Regions from separate parts of the Homo sapiens genome. Here region 2 is linked to region 1. A link is an interaction called in ENCODE POLR2A ChIA-PET data of the cell type or tissue named here. Cell type or tissue: Panc1. All regions are shown on one strand. Each heading gives the region's core, and the rest is flanking DNA. Links, peaks and the distances in the headings are about the cores only.

Region 1 (6,006 bases), core at 817-4,816:
AAATCAAGACTGGGGTATTAAAACCAGAAGTGCTGGCCTATTAGAGGGGCCTGACCATTTTGTGTGGAAAGCAAACCTCGCCTAAACCCAGGGATTAGCATTTTCACATTGGGACAATAACTGAAGCAGGTGCTCATTCTATGGGTTGTTCGGAATCATTTTTCTGACTGCATAGAGGTAGAAGCTGAAATAGAATAAGTTCTCAGAGGGCATGACTCCAAACAGGGAATGGGGAGGGAAGTGAGGCATTCCTTATTCTTTGCTTCCTTGGAAAATGGAAAAAGAAACTCTGGCACAAAATGGCAGCTGCCCTGGCTCATTGGCAGTTCTGCTAAGAAACTAGGGAGCAAAGAGCTGATTAAAGAAGGTCATGTTTATCTAGGGATATGGTAATTGGAACACACCCTCACTAGTGATCTAAGTTTAAATCCCCAGCCTCTAAATAAGCAATACTTTCAAAAGGGCCACCTTATCATTATTTATAAAATAGTCTGATTTTCAGGGAGGAGTACTTCTCTTTTAAGCCTCTCCTTTAGAGATTTTGTATGTGGGAGATTACAGACCTCGGGGAGTATTTTTTTAAACTAAGTTTTAAAGTCACCATAGTGTTTGTAAATAAAATAAGATAAAATAAAATAAATACCAAGTTTTAAGTAGTATTGATTATTTTTAAGTACAAGGGCTTATGGTTTTGCTGACTTCTTAAGATTCTGTGAACCTAGAAGGGTGACTGAAAACTTGGTGTTAGTAGTATTCTTGTTCTGATTTCCCTATATGGACACATCCTTGGAACTTCCAGATCTGTCTAATTGGATATTGGAGATAAGAAGTGATTTGGGTGAGGAGAAAAGGCAAGGTTATGGAGAAGACAATGACTTAGCTCACTCATAGGACAGAAATGAGTGCAATGTATTTGGACAGACTTATAAGGACAGAAAAAAAGGTGAGAAGAAAGTCTAGGGAAAGAAGTTTGGAAGCAATGAGGTCCTGGAGGGTTTGAGGCAGGATAGTCTAGTAGTTGAGTGGCTTTGATGTACCAAGAGAGACTTGGAATAAGACGGCGCTAACTAACTTTGGGAATTACTTTCTAAGCATTGTTTTCATCATTTGTTAATGAGGATAATAATAATAACGATAACACTGCATCGGGTCGTTATGATTATTAAATGACACCATGAGTGTAAAACTGTTTAGTGTAGCTCCTGTCATGCAAGTGCTCAGTAAGTGTTAGTTATTATTAAAATTATTATTGTTGAATATAGAAATTAGACTAAACCACACATGGAAACAGAGTTCATAGCACCTTTTAGAAGCTCCTAAGCTCTCTCTTTTTAAAATGTCTGGACTTTTGATATAATGATAAGGAGGGTTTTCTTGTTTTGTTTTGTTTTAATTTTTTTGTAGAGACAGGGTCTTGATATGTTGCCCATGCTAGACTCAAACTCCTGGCCTCAAGCGATGCTTCTCCTCCGCCTCCCAAAGGATAGGATCACAGGCGTGAGCCACTATGCCTGGCTTTTTTTTTTTTTTTTTTGGCTTACGTCTAAACCACATCTGAGTTGTTTTTTTTTTTTTTAAATGCCCAGAGAATTGGAGATATACAGACCTAAGTTTGAATTGAGGCTCTGTCACTTCCTAGCTGTGTGACCTTGGGTAAGTCCCTTCCCTCTCCTGGCCTCAGTTTCCTCATATAAAATAGGGACAGTTATAATAGCAACCTCAATGGGATTGGAGGAGTGAATGAGGTCTGAAAAACTGCACGTACAGGGCCTGGCACAGAGCAAGTGTCCAATCAATGGGAGCTATAGAATAGGCTCAGGCAGACAGCCTGGCTGCAGGGCTCTTTCCGCCCCCACCTCCCTCCACCCCCTGGTTAGTCCCAACTAGAGTCCCATCAATCTGCCACTCTCCTCAGGGGTTGCTGGAAATTCCTGGCGCAGATGTCTCCTACAGAGACGAGTTTTGGATATTCCTTCATCCACCCCTGTTACCACTGAATTATGGGGAGAGAGAGAAGGAGAGAAGACCCATTGAGAGGGAGAGGAGAAAACAAACGACTTCTGTATACTACTGCCCTGGCTAGCCCAGGCCCATGCCTGAAATAGGTGTTTGGTAAATACTTGAGGAATGTATGTACAAGTGAATGAAAAAAAAAAAAAAGAGGTTGCAGGCAGGCATCTGGGCAGGCAGAGAAAGAAATCCGAGTCATGGCAAACTTTTCCTGACTATGCCTCCACGACATCTGTCTATACAGGGGCCTCCCCTGGCTATCGGTTCACTCAATAACTCCAATTTGCTCCTTCCTTTTGCACAGATCACATGCAACACCCTACACACTTCCTTCAAGAGATCCAGATAGAAGCTTGGGGGCTCACCACTTTGGGGTCAGAGCACTTGAATTGCTTAGCTGTGGGCAGAAATGCTGATCGCAGGCAGCCCAGCAAGGGGTATCCAGATATAACCCCATTCATCATTCTGAGATTCCCTTCTTGTCCTGAGACCAAGTAGTAGGGTGCTAGACAACAGGACCCACCAGTCGACTTCCATTTTCCATTTAACACAGGTAAGCAATATGACTATCAGATTTTGACGTGAAGGATTTGCAAGTGAGTGGACACCTGTGCACACAGGTGGATAAACACGAGCATTGAACGTGCACGCTGACCATCCAAGGGACTGACACTGAAGATTATGCTTTTTCTGGGCAACATTTTAAAACCTTATGTGTGAGGGTTTCTCGGTGCCCTTCATAAGCTCAACTTCTGTTCCAACATTTGTTTCAAATAAGATTTCCTTCCATAAAAGTACCACTTAAGGACACACATGCAGAATATGCATTTGGCTTTTCCTGGGTGTTAAATATTTTATTTGATGTGCTGATTTTGTTACTACATCACTGGAAAATTAATCCACAATGAATTGCCTGTGTGACAAGCTCTCACCACAGAAGCAACAGCGATTTTAATCTTGAATCCTGGATTATTTATCTCTTGCTCCCTGTGAGCTCCTAGCCTCAATTTCATACCTGATTTCCTGTTACCCACAAATTCTGCAACTGACACATAAACACAGGCAGAACGTCTTTCTCCCTAAATAAATAAAAACAACAAGGAATCAGAAAAACGGGGCAAGGATTCCACCTTTCATGATGCCACTTAAAATTTAAAAAGTATTTTAGGCCGGGCGCGGTGGCTCACGCCTGTAATCCCAGCACTTTGGGAGGCTGAAGCGGGCGGATCACGAGGTCAGGAGATCGAGACCATCCTGGCTAACATGGTGAAACCCTGTCTCCACTAAAAGTACAAAAAAAAAAAAAAAAAAAAAAAAGCCGGGCATGGTGGCACGCGCCTGTAGCCCCAGCTACTCGGGAGGCTGAGGCAGGAGAATCGCTTGAACCCCAGGAGGTGGAGGTTGCAGTGAGCTGAGATTGTGCCACTGCACTCCAGCCTGGGTGACAGAGTGAGACTCTGTCTCAAAAAACTTTTTTTTTTTAAAAAGAGAACCATTAAGCCAGATCTTTCTAACACGTGTAACTTCTTGATTAGTTCCACATTCACATCATCTCTGCCTTGAGTTGGTTCTGGGGTCTGACTTAGCAAGCTTTTGTTTTTATCTCATTCCACATGTGCTGAGAGTGAGGGATATCTGTGAGTTGCTCTTTATTGTTTAAGTTAAAAAAAATAGTGAAGACCACAGCTGACTTCCAAAGTGGGCAACTCCAGCTCATGGGTTAATGAATGAGCCCCAGGGAGTGTGTTTATGATGTCCTGAGGTGGGGACCCTGAGGTGGGGGTAATTTTGGCCCAATGGCAGCTGGTTAGGCAGCTGGTAGAGAGCAGCTGCAGGAATGGGACTATTTCTATGGGGGGTAGAATTTAAAGTTGGACTTCTGGATAGAACTGTTCAAGTTGAGCTGCCCCTGGGTTGAATTCTCCCTCTCGGTATAGGTTACCAGCTTATGCTTTGACATCAGATGTACAAGGAGTTGGGGGAGGGAACTAGGGGTGAAAAGAAGGACCCCTGCTGACTTCCTGAGTCACAGCATTGCTGGGGAGAAGTTGGGACCCAAAGGTGCCCATTGCCATGTGCCCTTCTTCCCCTCAACATGCTGTTTTGATGGAACTTAGCATTTGAGAATGTACCGCCAACAGGGCTCTCATTTAAAATGTAAAATGTCCTTTCATAACTGTTGGAAAGGAAGTTTGTATACATAGAGAGCATCTAGGATTTGCCCATTTCTGTGAAAAAAAAAATTCTTCCTGACTGTAAATCCTGTGCTCTGTAAATAATTGTTGGGTCCAAGAAGACCAACAACTGGCATTTTCCTGCCCCACCGCCTGCCCTGCTTTTGAAGCCCACAGCGAGGGGAGGAGGAGAGGGCATCTGGAGGGAGGAGAAGGCAAATGGTCCAAACACACATATTTATTTAGTAAACAAGCTCATCATCTCCTCAATTTTAAAATTCCCTGTGAGCAAATACAAGCACAGACTTCATTTGAAAAAAAAATGTACAGCATTCCCCTTAAAGCGATTTAGTAATTGCAGGAAACAGAGAGCAACATTCCACCCAGGTGCTCACTACAGCACACCTGTGAGTCTGGAAACAAAGTCTCAGCTGTTAAACCCGAGGGGCCGTGAAGCCACCTTTGGATTAGGCCGTGAAAGGAAGAGTGGTAGGGGAAGGACGCAGAGGGCAGCTAGGCCCCTTCTTTCCAGGGGACTCCAAGGTCATCTTGCCGCCTTCTCCCTCTCCTCCTCTTCCTTCTCCTCGCTAACATTTTTTTTTCTTTTTCTTTTCTTTTTTTTTTTTTTTTTTGAGATGGAGCCTCACTCTGTCACCCAGGCTGGAGTGCAATGGCATGATCTTGGCTCACTGCAGCCTCTGCTTCCCATGTTCAGGTGATTCTCCTGCCTCAGCCTCCCGAGTAGCTGGGACTACAGGTGTGCACTACCACGCCCAGCTAATTTGTGTGTGTGTGTGTGTGTGTGTGTGTGTGTGTGTTTGGTAGAGATGGGGTTTCACCATGTTAGCCAGGCTGGCCTCGAACTCCTGACCTCAAGTGACCTGCCCGCCTTAAGCCTCCCAAAGTGCTGGGATTACAGGCATGAGACACCGCGCCCAGCCCACATTAACATTTATGGAGTACTAACAACATGCCAGGCACTGCACTTAGGGCTTTGTGAGCCTTGCTTCATGTAGGCTTCACAGTGTTCTGAGGTAGGGACTGTTATTATTCCCATGTGAGAGAGGAGGAAACTGAGGCCTAGAGACTTTGGATGACTTGCTCATGCAGGTCACATCCTAGTAAGTGACCAGGAGTCAAGGCCAGGCTGAGCTCACTCCACAGCTGGTTCTCTCCCCACAGAAGTCAGACATTTCCTTAAGCCTCCCTTTATGGGCTGGGTGCGGTGGCTGGGGCCTATAATGCCAGCACTTTGTGAAGCCGAGGAAGAAAGATGGACCACTAGAGGCCAGGAGTTTGAGACCAGCTTGGGCAACAAAATGAGACCCCTGTCTTTACAAAAATAAATAAATAAATAAATAAATAAATTTAAAAAATAGCCGGTCATGGTTGTTGGCACCTATAATCCCAGCTACTTGGGAGGCTGAGCTGGGAGGATCGCTTGAGCCTGGGATTTCGAGGCTGCAGTGAGCTATGATTGTGCCACTGCACTCCAGCCTGGGTGACAGAGTGAGACCCTGTTTCAAAAAAAAAAGCCTCCACTTGTGGATCCTGTTAAGATGCAGACTGCTCTAGGGAGGCGTAGCCCTTTAAATCCCTCAGTTCTCCAGAACAATTTCATGAAGAGAGGGCCCAGGTACATCACAGAAAATGGTAAGTAGGGGAGATGGCACCAGTAAGATGCTTCCCAATTTTCCTTTTTCTCTCACTTCATTCAAGTGCTATTCATGGTGGCCTCTGCCGTGGCTCGCAGGCATCTTAAGGTTGTTCATAAGACCCACTAGCTTTCAATGAGGCAGGCAGTGCGGGAAGGGGACAGGGA
Region 2 (5,340 bases), core at 415-4,414, 350 kb after region 1:
TTTTATTTTGTTATAAGCAGTCTGAGTGATCTTTTTCAAAAGCAAATATGTCACACCTCTATTTAAAACCCTTTAAGAGCTTTTCATTGCCTCTAGGATAAAGAGCAAAATCTGTAGCTCTTCCTCTTTCCTTCCGTCTGCACCTCCACCCTCTGTCACACGGCTCATATTCCCAACCCTTCATCCTTCCCTACGTTATCTTTTTTTTTTTTCCATAATCACCTTCTTCTTCTTCTCCTTTTTTTTTTTTTTTTAGGGTTTTGCCATGCTGTCCAGGCTGATCTCGTTGAACTCCTGGCCTCAAGGGATCCCCCCACTTTGGCCTCCCAAAGTGCTGGGATTACAGGTGTGAGCCACCACACTCGGCCTCCATAATCACTTTCTAACAGTCTATATACTTTATTCGGACTATTATTTGTTGTCTGTCTCCCTCCCTCCTCTAGAATGTAAGCTGCATGAGTCCATGGATCTTTGTTTTGCACACAGCTATATCGCTAGTTTGCACCAAATTTGCCCCCTCAAGCCTGCCCCCCACCCCGCCAAAATTCGTATGTTTAAGTCTTAACGCCCAGTACCTCAGAATGTGACTATATTTGACATAGGGTCTTTAGGAGGTAATTAAGTAAAATGAAGTCATTAGTATGGGTCATAATTCGATCTGACTGGTGTCCTTATAAGAAGAGATGAGGGCTGAGCGTGGTGGCTCGTGTCTGTAATCTCAGCACTTTGGGAGGCCAAGGCAGGTGGATCATCTGAGGTCAGGAATTTGAGACCAGCCTGACCAATATGGTGAAACCCCGTCTCTACTAAAAATACAAAAATTAGCCGGGCATGGTGGAGTGCACTTGTAGTCCCAGCTACTCGGGAATTGCTTGAACCCGGGAGGCAGAGGTTGCAGTGAGCTAAGATTGTGCCACTGCACTCCAGCCTGGGCAACAGAGTGAGACTCCATCTCAAAAAGAAAAAAAAAAAAAGAGATGAGGACACAGACACATATAGAGGGAAGATCATGTGAAGACACAGGATGAAGGTGGCCATCTACAGGCCAAAGAAAGAGGCCTCAGAAGAAACCAACCGTACTGACACCTTGATCTCAGACGTCAGCCTCTAGGACTGTGAGAAAATAAATTTCTGTTGTTTAAGCCACCTGGTCTGTGGTACCTTGTTACTGGGCAGCCCTGACAAACTAATACACTCCCAAACACCTAGGACAGCTCCCAGCGCATAGTAAGCACTCAGCAAATATTTGCTAAAAGACTAGATAAATGTGAGGCTGTTTTGGAAAACTTTCAAACTGGTTTTTTCCTCTGCTTTCACACCACCACAGCAATCATCACAACAGAAGAAGAATTCTATGACCAAAAGTGGTGGGGGGGTTCCCCCACACACTAAGTCCTCCAATTGAATTCCAACACTCTCTACCTGGAGATACTGTCAGATCCCACAAAGGGAGGGCTCGGTCTCCAAGGCTGCCCCTCCACACACACTAGGTGCAAGTCCAAGCCTCCAGAACTTCTGACTGACTGGTTTAAGTTGGGGTTCCCACAATCACCTCTTTGGGTTCCATTAATTTGCTGAAGCAGCTCAGAGAACTCAGGAAACAAGTTTACTGGTTTATTATGAAGGGTATTGAAAAAGATACAGGTAAAGAGATGCATAGGGCAAGGTATGGGGCAAGGGGCGCGGGGCTTCTACGATCTCCCTGGGTGCAGCACCCTCCAGGAACCTTTATGTGTTCAGCTATCGGGAAGCTCTCCAAACCCAGTCTTCTTGGGTTTTGACGGACGTGTCATTATGTCAGCATTCCTTCCCCTAAGGTATGTGGCAAGACTCTGTCAGGAGAGGGTCTTAAGATCCATAATCAGAAAAGTGGGGGAAGGATTCGAGTTCTGCCTTGCGGCAGGTGAAAGGAGAGTGGGAGAAGATCAGATTCTGTTTCCTGAGGCCAGCTTCTGAGGCCTAGCACACCCAATATTATAACAAGAGTGTAACAAGGGCTATGGGAGTTATGAGCCAAGAACCATGGGCGAAAACCAATATATATATGTACATCATAACACCGCAGAGGCCCTCCTTGATCTGGCCCCTGCTGTTGTCTCCCAACATCCCCTGCAACATTTCCCTTTGATCTCTCAACTCTATCCAAACAGGACTTTTCCGAAGTCCTGAAACATGACTTGCTTTCCCCACTCAGAACCTTTACATACTGTGCTCTCTGTCCCGGAGTGCTCTCCCCATCATCCCACCAGCCCTCCCCCACACCAGCACCACAGTTTGGCATGATTTATCCTTCAGGTCTCAAATGAAATTCAAAAAAATATTTTCTCAAGCAGATTAATTGGCTCTCAAATGAGGTTAGTTAGGCCTTTGTGTTCTGCTCTCCCATCTATTCATCTCTTCTCTGTGTGTACGTTGCTTAGAAGGAATGTTGTGTTGGTTTGGAAGAATGACTGATAAATTACTCAGAGGAGGGAGTAAGACCCACAGTGAGACATAAGGAAAGTAATTTTTTCTCTTGAGTGGGGTGCAGATAAAAGGAAGGAGAGAATAAAAGCTTCAGATTCATCTGCTATAACTTGTTTTTGTTGTTGTTGTTGTTGTTGTTTTTTGTTTTTTTTTTTTTTGAGACAGGGTCTCTGTCTCCCAGGCTGGAGTGCGGTGGTGCCATCACGGCTCACTGCAGCCTCGACCTCCTGGGCTCAAGTGATTCTCCCACCTCAGCCTCCCGAGGAGCTGGGACTACCCATGCCTGGCTAATTTTTATATTTTCTGTAGAGACAGGGTTTTGGCATGTTGCCTAGGCTGGCCTCAAACTCCTGGGCTCAAGTGATCTGCCCTCCTCAGCCAGGATTACAGGCATGAGCCACCGTGCACCCACTGGTGCCCAGTCTCATCTGTTATAGTTTGACAAATACCTGGTATTGGGACCATTTCTGAGCTGTTTGTTTGAGAGACTGATGGAAGATATTGAGATAAGTTTTAACTACACTTTTTTTCTAAACAAGGAAAGGGTCTAGCACTGTGATTTCTGCTTGTTGTGGGGTCCTATCATTTATGGAACTTTCTTATATCTTTTATATTTTTTTTGAGACAGAATCTCGCTTTGTTGCCCAGGCTGGAGTGCAGTGGCATGATCTCGGGTCACTGCAACCTCCGCCTCCCGGGTTCAAGCGATTTCCAGATATTTTTTGTATTTTTAGTAGAGACGGGGTTTCACTATGTTAGTCAGGCTGGTCTCTAACTCCTGACCTCAAGTGATCCACCCGCGTCTGCCTCCCGAAGTGCTGGGATTACAGTCATGAGCCACCGCACCCAGCCCCTTTCCTATATCTTTTAACCCAACATCCACTAGCTATGACCTTCTACTCACTCCATTCTCCCTGTATTCACCCCTCCCCAGACAAACCCCACCTCCTTTCACTGTTCCAATCTGCTTCTCTCACAGCTCTCTGTCCATTTCTGTGACTGGCTGCTGGATTTGATCCAGCAGCACAGAAACCAGCAACCCAGTGAAGGTAAGATACCCACCCAGCAGCCTGGCTCAAGTTCCAGGCATACAGAGCCCTGTTTCCAATCCTGTTGGTCCTAAAAATATACCAACCCTTGGCAGGTGGCTGGGCTATTTTCAACCTTGGGGGCCGCAGGAATCAAGGGATTCGTGCCAGGTCAGGAAGCAGAAAAGCAGGCTTTCATTGGTGGGCTTCATATAGAAACAGCTGTCTTGTGGCATGAGTTCAACTGATTCTCAATTGTCTATTTACTGGCATTGCCATTTTGCTGTTTCCTTTTTAAAGCTCAATCACATTTTCCAGTTCCACCCTAAAACATGAACCTGGGATAGCAAATGCAGATATTGGGAGGGGAGGGTGAAAGTCCAGAGAAATATCTTTTTAAAACCTGTCCACCTTCATGTAGTTCTGGAATTACAGAGGAGCGCTGAAGGAACACTGAGTGACTTCTAGTTTCTCAGCAGTTTCAGGCTTAAACATCATGTCTAAAAAGTGGGTCATGGTGCCTGTTTCTGCTGGCAAAATTAAAGTACTATTATTATCCCCATTTTACAGGGGAAGAAACCTGAGGAACAGAGAGGTTAAATTACTTGTCCAAGCTCACACAACTAGGAAGTGGCAAACTCAGATCTGTCAGGTTTCAAAGCTTATGCTCTTAATCACTAGTGTTTCTGACACTGTGGTCCTCAAGTTGTCCCACAGAATGGTATTAAGTCAATGACCATCTTATAACCAAATACTGTCATGCAATTTCAGCACTAAAATTTGCATTTCTGTTTACAATCATAATGGTACCAAAGATTACTACTTTAATTCTTTTGGATCCAAGGGAAAAGAACAGAGGTAGACATAAAGTATAAGTGATATATTTCCTTCAAACGAAGCCAGATAACATCAAAGTTAATTCAGAGGAATTGTTTTAATAATGCACATGCTAATATTCAATTCACACTGGGGCAAGTGATTTCATTTTAGCAAAACAACACCATCCATTATATTAAACTAGTGTTAGTGATTTGAGTTGTATTGATTTTTTAGTTTTGTTTGCATTTAATATGTGAAATCATTCTGGATTTACAGTTGTTTAAATGCTATGAGTATAAGGAGTTTATGTCTTGTTTTATGTTATCATATATGTAAGTAATATTATAATAGAAGATCAACACTGAGGGCCTGAAATAATTATTTTCTGATGGAAAGTGTCCACACATTGTTCCTATTTGAGAATCTGCTGTACAGGGCATTGAAAACTGTAAAGAGCTGCATGACTGTCCAGGAATTCTTTTTGTTAGAATTTTGTTTTTGTTGCTGTTATCACCTTGGAGATATGTGAAGGACTCAAGGTGACCCTAACCTCCCTTAAACCACTGGCGCATGTAGGCAATAAAACTAGACATCTTTGGCATGTCTTGACTATTCAGTCTAATTACTGTATCTTGGTAATTTGTGTTTTAAGCTATTGCTAAAAGATCGGACAATTTTCTCATTTGTTTCTCCAAACAAAAAGGATGCAGTGGCAGGTCTTAAGGTGAGGAAAGAGAAAAAGGGGGATAATTTCTATTTTCTTTCACTTCCTCCAAATTGCATATCATTTTCAGCTCCTTTCAAACCTGAACGTAGTTATGAAATTGGGCAAATTGGTTCAAAATGATTGCCCACTCCCTATTCTCCAAAAAGAAAGAAATGGAATGAAATCAAAGCTCCTCACTCCATCCCCAGAGTAAAGGGAAATGTTTGATGCAGCTCAGACTGGAACTCTAATTCTGGCTTTGCAATTTAGAAGCTCTGATCCTCAGTTTCCTTACATGCAAAATAGGGATAAGATAATACT

What was found. Peaks named below come from ENCODE experiments on the same cell type or tissue, not always from the same donor. Only the 100,000 strongest peaks of a DNase experiment are listed, where the experiment ranks them.
Region 2: POLR2A ChIA-PET joins it to region 1 with 7 read pairs; 1 of 35 experiments calls an interaction of 5 or more read pairs at or near these places.

What each region holds. Positions count from the first base shown.
Region 1 is chrX:134,581,873-134,587,878 of GRCh38, forward strand. The region is part of intron 2 of PLAC1 (placenta enriched 1); the gene reads right to left. Among named protein-coding and RNA genes, the nearest start is that of LINC00629, 35 kb to the left of the region's middle. In Panc1, for the core only: no CTCF peak of the experiment used is centred there; no DNase peak of the experiment used is centred there; H3K27ac peaks cover 146 bases.
Region 2 is chrX:134,930,630-134,935,969 of GRCh38, forward strand. No RefSeq gene overlaps it. Among named protein-coding and RNA genes, the nearest start is that of LINC02243, 16 kb to the right of the region's middle. RefSeq lists a silencer at 3,396-3,596. In Panc1, for the core only: no CTCF peak of the experiment used is centred there; no DNase peak of the experiment used is centred there; H3K27ac peaks cover 3,438 bases.